Linked DNA regions of Homo sapiens: region 1 is linked to region 2. Evidence: chromatin contacts called from ENCODE Hi-C or POLR2A ChIA-PET data. All regions are on one chromosome and are shown on one strand. The core of a region is the stretch at or near the end of the contact, and the rest is flanking DNA. Distances in the headings are between cores, read along the strand shown. Region 1 overlaps LOC105371291 (a long non-coding RNA gene). Region 2 overlaps CHD9 (chromodomain helicase DNA binding protein 9).

The links. Hi-C counts contacts between places; a loop is a spot of excess contacts on that map. ChIA-PET counts read pairs that join two places held with the same protein, here RNA polymerase II (POLR2A). Pooled maps may share reads with other maps.
Region 1: a pooled map shows a loop between it and region 2 (6-fold over the local background). The contact joins two enhancer-like sites. A Hi-C loop is called at or near these places in 2 of 50 pooled maps. POLR2A ChIA-PET finds 5 or more read pairs at or near these places in 2 of 52 experiments (GM12878 and activated T-cell).

What each region holds. Positions count from the first base shown.
Region 1 is chr16:57,599,281-57,605,128 of GRCh38, forward strand. The region is part of intron 1 of LOC105371291 (a long non-coding RNA gene); the gene reads right to left. It also overlaps the pseudogene HMGB3P32. Among named protein-coding and RNA genes, the nearest start is that of ADGRG1, 26 kb to the right of the region's middle. RefSeq lists an enhancer at 976-1,055. Within about 2 kb of position 2,976, at least 7 of the 41 ENCODE cell types and tissues checked have a DNase peak (open chromatin) inside an H3K27ac peak, as active enhancers do; they include GM12878, where a contact is called at or near this core.
Region 2 is chr16:53,059,188-53,064,381 of GRCh38, forward strand. All of the region lies in intron 1 of CHD9 (chromodomain helicase DNA binding protein 9), which reads left to right. Among named protein-coding and RNA genes, the nearest start is that of CHD9, 6.8 kb to the left of the region's middle. RefSeq lists a silencer at 1,438-1,664 and enhancers at 2,189-2,248, 2,359-2,408, 2,669-3,028. Within about 2 kb of position 2,882, at least 14 of the 41 ENCODE cell types and tissues checked have a DNase peak (open chromatin) inside an H3K27ac peak, as active enhancers do; they include GM12878, where a contact is called at or near this core.

The DNA of each region.
Region 1 (5,848 bases), core at 1,726-4,225, 4.5 Mb after region 2:
TGCCCTGTTGCCCAGGCTGGAGTGCAATGGCACGATCTCGGCTCATTGCAACCTCCAAGGTTCCAAGGTTCAAATGATTCTCCTGCCTCAGCCCCCCGACTAGCTGGGATTACAGGTGCGTGCCACCACGCCCAGGTAATTTTTTGTGTCTTTAGTAGAGATGAAGTTTCACCATGTTGGCCAGGCTGGTCTCAATCTCTTGACCTCGTAATTTGCCCACTTTGGCCTCCCAAACTGCTGGGATTACAGGCGTGAGCCACCATGCCCAGCCAATCGTTACTGTTTTATACAGTCAATGTTTGTGTACATTTGTCTGCATATTTACCGCTTTCTCTGCTCCCTATTCTTTTTGTGACCTCTACCTTCTACCTGGATCGGGTCCCTTCCACCTCAAGTACATGTGTTAGAATTTTCTTTAGTGAAGGTTTGCTGGTGGTGAACTTTCTAAGTTTTTATTTGCCAGAAAGTGTCTCTATTTTGCCTTCATTATTGAAAGCAGGACTCCCAGGATTCTAGTCCCAGCTCTGCCGTCACAGCTGCTGTGTGACTATAGCCTAGTCCTGTCTTTTTGGAACTCAGGTTCCCCACAGGTGAACCAAGAAGAAGGGCTAATCATCTCTCCTCCTGCCACCAGCTCATGTGACCAAGTCCCAGTGTTGTGTCTGTACTGGGAAGTTTGGTATCAGAGTTGCTGAGGTTACTCAAGGACCCTGAAGAGCTGGGTGATATAGAGTGAACTGATGAGATGAAGCTGCCTCCCCGGAAGCCACAGTCTTCAGGATCTGCAGCCTCTAAAGTTACCACACCTATAACACTTATGTAGGTTTACCCAATATCTGGCTTGGGCCAGCAGTTTCTCACAGGTATGGATGAACAACTCCAGGTGAGAACTTGCTGCTCCCCTTGGGCTGGACAAACTCAAGAAGGCAGGCTTCCCTTTCTGGGCCACCAGGCCCACCTGAGACCTGCCTTCCCTGAGCACAGGCAGGACACCTGGGTTCCAGCCTCTAACTCTGTACCTCAAGCCAGTCCCTGCCCCTCTCTGGGCTCCAGTCCTCCCCACCCCTTCAATGAAATGGGGTAAGGCACAGTTGAGATAAGTCTCAAGGGCTCCTCCTGCCCTGCCCATCAGGCAAAGGTGTGATGGTCCCTCCTAGTGTGTGGCCGTGATCTCCGTGTGCTCCCGCGGGGGAAAGGGCAGTGCTGAGTGTGGGCACTGGGGCAAGGGCCTGACCACCGAGCACTCCTCACCTGTGCCTGCAGGTGGCAGCAGCAGTCACCTGGCAGAGCCTGCGGGATTGCAGCAGCTAATTTGCGCATGGCCTGGGAAAGGGTCAGCTCAGTCATGCAAAGAGTAATTCCCAGCCCACCGGTGCCCGCTTCCTGCCTCTGCCAGGCCCTTGCAGGCCCCTTGCCTCCATCCTCAGAGGAAGCCAGAACTGGGAGAGGCCTTGGCCAAGGCGTTCCGGAGTAGGTGCTACAGGCCCTCTGTGGCCAGAGCCTCTGCTCACCCAAATCCTGCCCTGCTTCCAGGCCAACCCCCGAATCCATTCTCATTTAGTTAGGGCTGCCAGCCTACAGGCAGTTAACTGCTCCCATTGGCAAAAACTTTAACGAGCAATTAATTAATAAAACTCATGACTGCCAGCCCCACTTCTTTCAGTGGGGACTGATTTTATTAACTACTCAGTCATTGGGGCAAAGGCTGATATCCACGTGTTTGTATCCTTCAGGATCCTAGGGCAAATGAAGGGTGACTGATTATCATTTCTGGGCAATGTGCTTTACAAACCACACTTCTTTCGGTCCTTACAGTGAGGTACTGCTATTATATCCATTATACAGATGAGAAAACTGAGGCCCAGAAAGCTTACTCTCTTCCCCAGTGTCACCTAAGTAGAAGTGAATCCCAGTCTGTCTGACTCCAAAGGTATTTTCCCCTTGAGTGGCCCCTCAAAAACTGCTCTGTTTCCTTTTATGGCTGGAAGGTCCCAGAACCTATGAGCTAAGGGGCTGTTTTCTGACCTTCTCATGGCCTTGCAGGAAGGGACTGTGTGGACTCAGGTTTGTTCCCAAAGCAACTCCTTTGCTTTAGTGATGAAGGGAGCCCTCACCCCTCAGCTCTGTTGAGACAGCCCTTCTGCCCCTCTCCCTCCCCTCTAACCACCAGCCTCCAACCTGAATGAAGTTCCAGATTCTTCCTCTGCTTTTCCCTTACCTCTTTCATGTCTGTGGGTGCCCCCTGAGGCAGTATTCATGTGATTTCAGATGGCACAGGAGATTCATTTTTCATTTTACATCATCACTAGTCCTTTGTTAATTATGGCGTGTGCCCTTCATCATTTAATGGGATATTATATTTTATTTTAAAAGTGATCATTTTGAATTACATGTAAAAAGGCCAGTTGATCTAGAAGAAAATATTAAGTAAATATCTGGCCGATTTCTAGACTTGTTAAAAACCACTGGAACAGAACTTGCCTACCTGAAGCTGGGGAGACCTGGTTTGGATTACCCCATTTCTTCTTAACCAAACCAGCCCAGGGGGGAGTTTGTCGGCCTCAAGAGAGAAGTCCTGTCCCTTAGGGGAAGTTGGCCTTCCTCCTCAGCCAACAAGCTCATGCTGCAGCTGGGTTATTTATTTCTCTGAAAATGTTATCAATGTGCTACACACGTGTGGTTTCAGGTAATCGTGGTTGCCTGGGGTGGAAGTGGAGGGGAGGTTGACTGCAAAGAGCCCCAAAGGAACTTTCTTGAAAGATGGACGTGTTCTATATTTTGGTTGGTGTGTTTGGTCCGAGAGTGTACATGTTTGCCAAGTCATCAGTCATCACCCTGTACACTTAAAATGTGGAAATTTTATTGTAGATAAGCAAAGTTGATTTGAAAACAACATCAAAACCAAAGCCACAAATATTCACTGATGTTGGGAGCCACTCATATTCATTTCTCGTTCTGACTTCTGAGCTGCGAGGTGAGCTCTGTGGTCAGCTGCACTGTGGCGTATGCTCGCTGTCATTCAGCTGACATTTCAGCTGCTCCCAAAGTCAACATTTATGAGTTCTGCCATGTGCCAACCACAAGAAGAGTGCATAAAATGACAGAGAGATGCCTTTGACAAAGGGACATCACAAGTCAGGCAGGAAGGGGTGACTTAATCGGTAAATGGTGTTGGGACAATTGGTTCTCCATTCAGATGCAAACAAAACTAGATTCTAATAGGGCAACTATAGTTAATAGGATTTATACTTTATTTCACAATAGCTGGAATAGGAGATTTGGAAGGTTCCCAATGCAAAGAAATAATAAATGCTTGAGGTGATGGTTATCCTAATTATCCTCATTTAATCATTACACATTGTGTGCATGGATCAAAATATCACAGGTACCTCATAAGTATGTATGACTATTATGTATCAATTTTTAAAAAGACTCACCCCACAAAAAATTAGACCCCTACCTCACATCATGTTCATGCACACAAAAATTCCAGATGAATTAAATGTTAAACAAATACTCTAAAAGTATTAAAAAGAAAATATAGGAGAGTATTTTAAAAATAAATTCCAATCAGAAAAAGCCTTTTAAAGCAAGACATGAAAGCCAGAAATCATAAAGGAAGACTACATCTAACTATATAAAAATGCAAAACTTTTCTATGACCAATGACACCAAGAATTTAGCTAAAAGCATGCAGAAGATCCTGGGAAAATATTTGGCTCATATGTATTAAAGAATTAAGGTTTCTAATATGCAAAGAGGTCCTATGAATCAGTAAGAAAGTGGCAAAAAGCCCAATTAAAAATGTGTAAAGCAGGTGCCCTGCGTTGCCCAGACTAGCGACAATATAGTCAGGATGGCTAAAGATGACCCCCAAGAAACCAAAAGGTGAGATGTCTGCTTATGCCTTCTTTATGCAGACATGCAGAGAAGAATGCAAGAAGAAAAACCCAGAGGTTCTTGTCAATTTCACAGAAATTTCCAAGAAGTGCTCTGAGAGGCGGAAGACAATGTGTGGAAAAGAGAAGTCTAAGCCTGACGAAATGACCGAGGTGGATGAAGTACTCTATGATTGGGAAATAAAGAATTACGGACCAGCTAAGGGAGGCAAGAAGAAGGACCCTAAAGCCCCCAAAAGGCTACCATCTGGATTCTTCCTGTTCTGTTCAGAATTCTGCCCCGAGGACAAATCCACAAACCCTGGCATCTCTATTGGAGATGTGGCAAAAAGGCTGAGTGAGATATGGAATAACTTGAGTGACAGTGCAAAGCTGCCTGACATCACTACGGCAGCAAGCTGAAGAAGTGTGAGAAGGGTGTTGCTGACTCGAAGTCTGAAGGAAAGTTCGATGGTGCAAAAGTTAAAGTTGCCTGGAAAAAGGTAGACAAGGAAGAGGAGGAGGAGGAGGAGGAATTAAAAAACCTGTTTATCCATCTCCTTGTCAATATCTTAGAGCAGAGGAGTGTCATAATTCAGGGGTCCCCAACCCCCGGTCCATGGACCAGTACTCGTCTGTGGTCCATTAGGAGCCAGGCGTCACAGGAGGAGGTGAGCGGCAGGCGAGCAAGTATTACCACCTGAGCCTCCTGTCGGATCAGCGGTGGCATTAGATTCTGAACCCTGTTGTAAACTGCACATGAGAGGGATCTAGGCTGAGTGCTCTTTAGGAGAATCTAAATAATGCCTGATGATCTGAAGTGGAACCGTTTCATCCCAAAACTATCCCCCCCTTGCCCCCACCCTTGACCCCCGTCCGTGGAAAATTTTCTTCCATGAAACCGGTCCCTGGTGCCAAAAAGGTTGGGGACCGCGTTGTAATTGACTCATCTCTCATTTGAGAAATATCTGTTGCCCTCATTAGTTTTAATTACAAAATTTGATCACGATCATATTGCAGTCTCTCAGAGTGCTCTAGAAATTGTCAGTGGTTTACATAAAGTGGCCGTGGGTGTCCAGAGCACCCTGAAACTGTATCAAAGTTGTACATAATTCCAAACCTTTGTTTGTTTGTTTTTTGAGACACAGTCTCGCTCTGTCGCCCAAGCTGGTGTGCAGTGGTATGATCTCAGCTCACTGCGGCCTCCACCTCCTGGGCTCAGGCGAGTCTCCCACTTCAGCCTCCCCAGTAGCTGGGATTACAGGTGCATGCCACCATACATGGCTAATTTTTTTATTTTTTGTAGAGATGGCATTTCACCATGTCACCTAGGTTGGTCTTGAACTCCTGGGCTCAAGCCATTCGCCATTCGCTGGCCTTGGCCTCCCCAAGTGCTGGGATTACAGGCATGAGCCACCATGCCCAGCCTCCGAACATTTTAAAATGAAAACGCCCTCTCATATTCTCACTCTGTGCACTTTGCTGTTGGTGTGACAGGGCATTTAAAGATGTTTCTGGGCCGGGTGTGGTGGCTCACGCCTGTAATCCCAGCACTTTGGGAGGCCGAGGTGGGCGGATCACCTGAGGTCAGGAGTTCGAGACCAGCCTGGCCAACATGGCGAAACCCTGTCTCTACTAAAAATACAAAGATTAGCCGGGAATGGTGGCGCATGCCTATAATCCCAGCTACTTGAGACGCTGAGGCAGGAGAATCGCTTGAGCCCAGGAGGCGGAGCTTGCAGTGAGCCGAGATCACGCCACTGCACTCCGGACTGGGGAACAGAGTGAGACTCCGTCTCAAAACAAAACAAAACAAAACAAAACAAACAAAGAAACCATGTTTCTGGCATTTTTATAATTTGTAAGATGGTGTTAACTATATGGTTATTGGCTAGAAATCCTGAGTTATCAACTGTATATGTCCATAGTTTGTAAAAAGAATAAAACAACTGAGGCAAGCTCTTGATGCT
Region 2 (5,194 bases), core at 1,632-4,131:
GGTTTGTTCTGGGGAGAAATCAGTAACTAAGTGGTGGTGAAAGTGATCAAGCGTCGATGAAACCACGTGGGATAGTGGCAGGGTGTGGAGAAGAAAATTTCTCATGTCCTTTAAAAAAGAAAAATATTTCTGGTGGCTGGGCACAGTGGCATATGCCTGTAATCCCAGCACTTTGGGAAGCAGAAGTGGGAGGAATGCTTGAGGCCAAGAGTTCAAGACTAGCCTGGGCAACATAGTGAGACCCCCACCTCTATCTTTAACAACAAGAAAAATGGAAAAAAAATTTAGTCAAAAAATATTACTGGTATAAAGACATGAATTCCTCTGTGAAAGAGTCTTAGGTACTTGCAGAGGGTGGGAGTAATGACCATGGTCATAAAGATGTGGCAAAAGGAAATGTGAGGTTCTGATTCAAACTGCCCCCAAATACTAGGTCTGGGCATCGGCCTCCCCACTCATGGGGCAGCCAGGCCTCAATCTGCCTCTTGTCTCTGCAGGATAATGACCGTGAACAGGCATCAGCAAACTTTTTCTGTAAAGGTCCAGAGAGTAAATATTTTGAGCTTTATGGACCATAGGGTTTCAGTTGCAACTGCAGTAAATTCTCAATTAATGTCCTCGTTAGGTTCTTAGAAACTGCAACTTTAAGCGAAATGACGTACAGTAAGTCCAAGTAACGTCGTTTCTTGTAATGTTGATGAGAAACTGCCACTGTAGAGTAAAAGCAGCCGTAGATGGTATGTAAACAAATGAGTATATCTGGGTTCCAATAAAGCTTTATGGACACTGAAGTTTTGAATTTCACATAATTTTTCTGTGTCACAAAATATTATTCTTTAAACATTTTTTTCAACCATTTAAAAATGTAAAAGCTGGCCAGGCATGGTGGCTCATATCTGTGATCCCAGGACTTTGGAAGACCAAGGAGGGAGGATTGCTTGGGGCCAGGAGTTCAAGACCAGCCTGGGCAACATAGCAAGACCCCCATCTCTACAAACAAACAAACAAATAAATAATGTAAAAACCATTCTTAGCTCACAGGCTATACAAAAACAGGCAGTAGGCTGGATGTGGCCTGTGGGCTGTAGTTTGCTGACTCCTGATCCCGAATAATGAGACCTGAGGATCAGAAGGATACTAGGTAGGTTGGGTGCAGTGGCTCATGCCTGTAGCCCCAGCACTTTGTGAAGCTGAGGCAGGAGGATTGCTTGAGGCCAGGAGTTCAAGGTCAGCCTGGGCAACATAGTGAGACCTCATTTCTATTTTAAAAATTTTAAAAATTAGCTGGGGCCTGGATTGGTGGCTCACACCTGTAATTCCAGAACTTTGGGGGGCTGAGGTGGGAGGATTACTTGAGTCTAGAAGTTCCAGACCAGCCTGGGCAACATAGCAAGACCCCATATCTACAAAAAAATGAAAAATTAGCCAGGTGTGGTGGTGCACCTGTAGTCCCAGCTACTCAGGAGGCTGAGGTAAGCGAATCAATTGAGCTGAGGAGTTTGAGGTTGCAATGAGCCATGATCATGCCACTGCGCTCCAGCCTGGGCAACTGAGGGGGACCCTGTCTCAAAAAACAAACGAAAATTAGCTGGGCATGGTGGCATGCACCTGCAGCCCCAGCTACTTGGGAAGCTGACGGGGGAGGATCACTTCAGACCAGGAGTTTGAGACTATAGTGAGCCATGATTGCACCACCGCACTCCAGCCTAGGTGACAGGGCAAGATGTTGTCTCTTTTTTTTTTTTTTTTTTTTTTTGAGACGGAGTTTCACTCTTTTGCCCAGGCTGAAGTGAAATGGCATGATCTCAGCTCACTGCAACCTCCGCCCCCCCGGGTTCAAGCGATTCTCCTGCCTCAGTTTCCCAAGTAGCTGGAATTATAGGTGCCCACTGCCATGCCTGGCTAATTTTTGTGTATTTAGTGGAGATGGGGTTTCGCCATGTTGGCCAGGCTGGTCTCGAACTCCTGACCTCAGGTGATTCACCCGCCTTGGCCTCCCAAAGTGCTAGGATTACAGGCATGAGCCACCTCGCCTGGCCAAGATGCTGTCTCTTTAAAACAAAAAAACAAACAAAAAAGACAGACACACAAAAGGAATACTAAGTGTTCATCTGATTTGAGTCTTTACCTGACCTGTGAATCTCCATTGAACATTGTCAGCCATTTCTTGAGTCCTCAGTAAGATGGAACTTCACATCTCACTGGGCAACTCATTCCACTGACAGAAGTTTAAAGCTGTGTCATAGTTGTAGTTTCCCCCAAAGCAGATCACGAGAAAAGGATTCAGGTGCCAGAAATGTATTTCGGAAATGATCCCAGGAAGCCCAGTGAGAGTGAAATTAACCGAGAAAGGGAGAAAAGCCAATAAAAAAGGTGTTGATGAGTGAGTTACCACTGGGCAATTGGGTCTCCATCCCTCAGGGACCCTTAGCGAGACTATAGAAAATATTTCAGAAGTGTCCCACGAAAAGGCAGGGAGACTGGGGTATATCCTCGACTCTCATACCTCATTATTGAGGGTTGTCTTGCTAACTGTCTGCTGTGCACACCCTGAAGCCAGAAAATAACTTAAAGCAGAAGTGAAAGGTAGCCCAGGGCATCTGGAAATGTCTGCAGGTAACCTCGGGTGAGCTGAGGAGTATGGGTGGGGCACCCATAGTGTCTCCAACAAAGTGTTTCTGACTTTGCTTTCTAAGATGTGCAACTCATACCACAAGGGGTCTTGTGAGATGGCTTTGGTGTGGCACAGAGAGAGACATGGTACCCAAGAGCACAAAGTCTCAGAATGGGAAAGGGATTTTTCCCTTTTGAGCTGTCTCTTTGATCCTGCTCTGCCCGCCTCTCACCCCTGGGGCTGCCCTCTCTCCCCAGAGCAGGTGCTCCACCCACGCTGGCCTTTCACTTCCTCCAACTTGTGGGACTGGGACTCTTGCTTCTGACTGCAGCCAACAGAAGTCTGGGCAAAGTACTAGAATGCTACTGTAACACTTGATTGTCTCCTCTTTCATTGGAAAGACAGCAGTCCTCCAGTTCAGGGCATTTAAGAGGCAACAGTAAGTGTGACCATTTAATAACATTGTTAAAACTGTAACAATCTAATAACATTGTTTGCTGTTATGTTTATCTTTACAGTTTCCACCTGTACATGGCTTTTCATGTATGGTAGTAATATAACGTTTCCCTTAAAATAAATGTATATAAATCGTGTGTCCATTTAAAGAAAAATATTAAATAAGAGTATCAATGGTATGAGGATAGAATAAAATATAATAGGCCAGGTGCAGTGGCTCATGCCTGTAATCCTAATACTTTGGGAGGTACACGCAGGGAGGTCACTTGAAGCCAGGAGTTGGACACCAGCCTGGGCAACATAGTGAGACCCCATCTCTACAAAACATTTTAAAAATTACCTGGGTGTAGTGATGCATGCCTGTAATCCAGCTACTCAGGAGGCTGAGGTGGGAGGATGGTTTAAGCCCAGGAGTTCGAGGTTACAGTGAGCTATGATCATGCCACTGCACTCCAGGAAGACCCCAATTATTTAAAAATAAAAATTTATGGAGCCGGGTGCGATGGCTCACGCCTGTAATCCCAGCACTTTGGGAGGCCAAGGAGGGCTGATCACCTGAGGTTGGGAGATTGAAACCAGCCTGACCAACATGGAGAAACCCCATCTCTACTAAAAATACAAAATTAGCCAGGCACATGCCTGTAATCCCAGATACTCGGGAGGCTAAGGGAAGAATCGCTTGGACCCGGGAGGCAGAGGTTGTGGTGAGCCAAGATCGCGCCATTGCACTCTAGCCTGGGCAACAAGAGTGAAACTCCGTCTCAAAAAAATAAAATAAAAAATAAAAGAATTTTATTAGAAAAATATATATGTATAAAATACCCACCACTTACTGGGTACTTACTAAGTGCTGGATGCTCTTCTAAGCACTTTCCATGCGTCATTCAAATCATTCAATTAATCCTCACCAATATGGGTTAAGTACTATTTGAGGTAGGGACTCTTTGCCCCATGTTACTACTGAGCAAACAGGCATAGAGAAGTTAAATAACGTGCCCAAAGTTATATAGCTAGGAAGTGATGAGCTGGAAAATAAACCCAGGTGGTCCTGCTCCAGATTTGTGCTCTAAATTGCAGAATTATGCTGCTTCTCATAAATTTCACACACACACACACACACACACACACACACACACACACACACAAAATGTGAAGGTGATATTTGAATAACTGAAGTTAGGGGAAAACTGCCCTAAAAGGTTCCCCATTTTTTCTGTCTCCCTGTATCTACTGCCCTTTGGTTGCCATACTTTTTCTTTTTCTTTATTTTTTTATTTTTATTTTTATTTTTTTGAGACAGAGTCTCGCTCTGTCGCCCAGGCTGGAGTGCAGTGGCGCAATCTTGGCTCACTGCAAGCTCCGCCTTCGGGTTCACGCCATTCTCCTGCCTCAGCCTCCTCAGTAGCTGGGACTACAGGCGCCCGCCACCACGCCCGGCTAATTTTTTGTATTTTTAGTAGAGATGGGGTTTCACCATGTTAGCCAGGCTGGTCTCAATCTCCTGACCTCGTGACCCGCCCATCTCGGCCTCCCAAAATGCTGGGATTACAGGCATAAGCCACCATGCCTGGCCTTTTTTTTTTTTTTTTTTAAGAAAGACAGGATCTCACTCTGTTGCCTAGGCTGGAGTCCAGTGTTGTGATCATAGCTCACTGAAGCTTAAACTCCTAGGCTCTGGCCATCCTCCCACCTCAGCCTCCAGAGTAGCTGGGGGTACAGACCTATGAGCCACCATGCCCAGCTAATTTTTTTTTTTTGGTAGAAACAGGTCTGGCTGTGTTGCCCAGGCTGGTCTCAAACTCCTGGCCTCAAATGATCCTCCTGCCTCAGCCTCCCAAAGTTCTGGAATTACAGGCATGAGCCACCATATATGGCCTGGTTGGCATATTTTCTTTAGAGCCTCAGAAGATCAATCTATTCCCTTTTCATCACCACAGTTCTTCAGATATTTGATGACAGAGAACTGGTTGGCCTTCCCAGATCTTCTGTGCTCTAGATTAAACATTGCCAGTTCCTTCTACTAGTTTCTGTTGCATGTTCTTGGCCTCTTCCCCTCCAGCACAGGGCCTCTTCTTTATTCTTGTTTCTTCAGCAGAACCTATAAAGTTATTTTGTTGTCGTAGC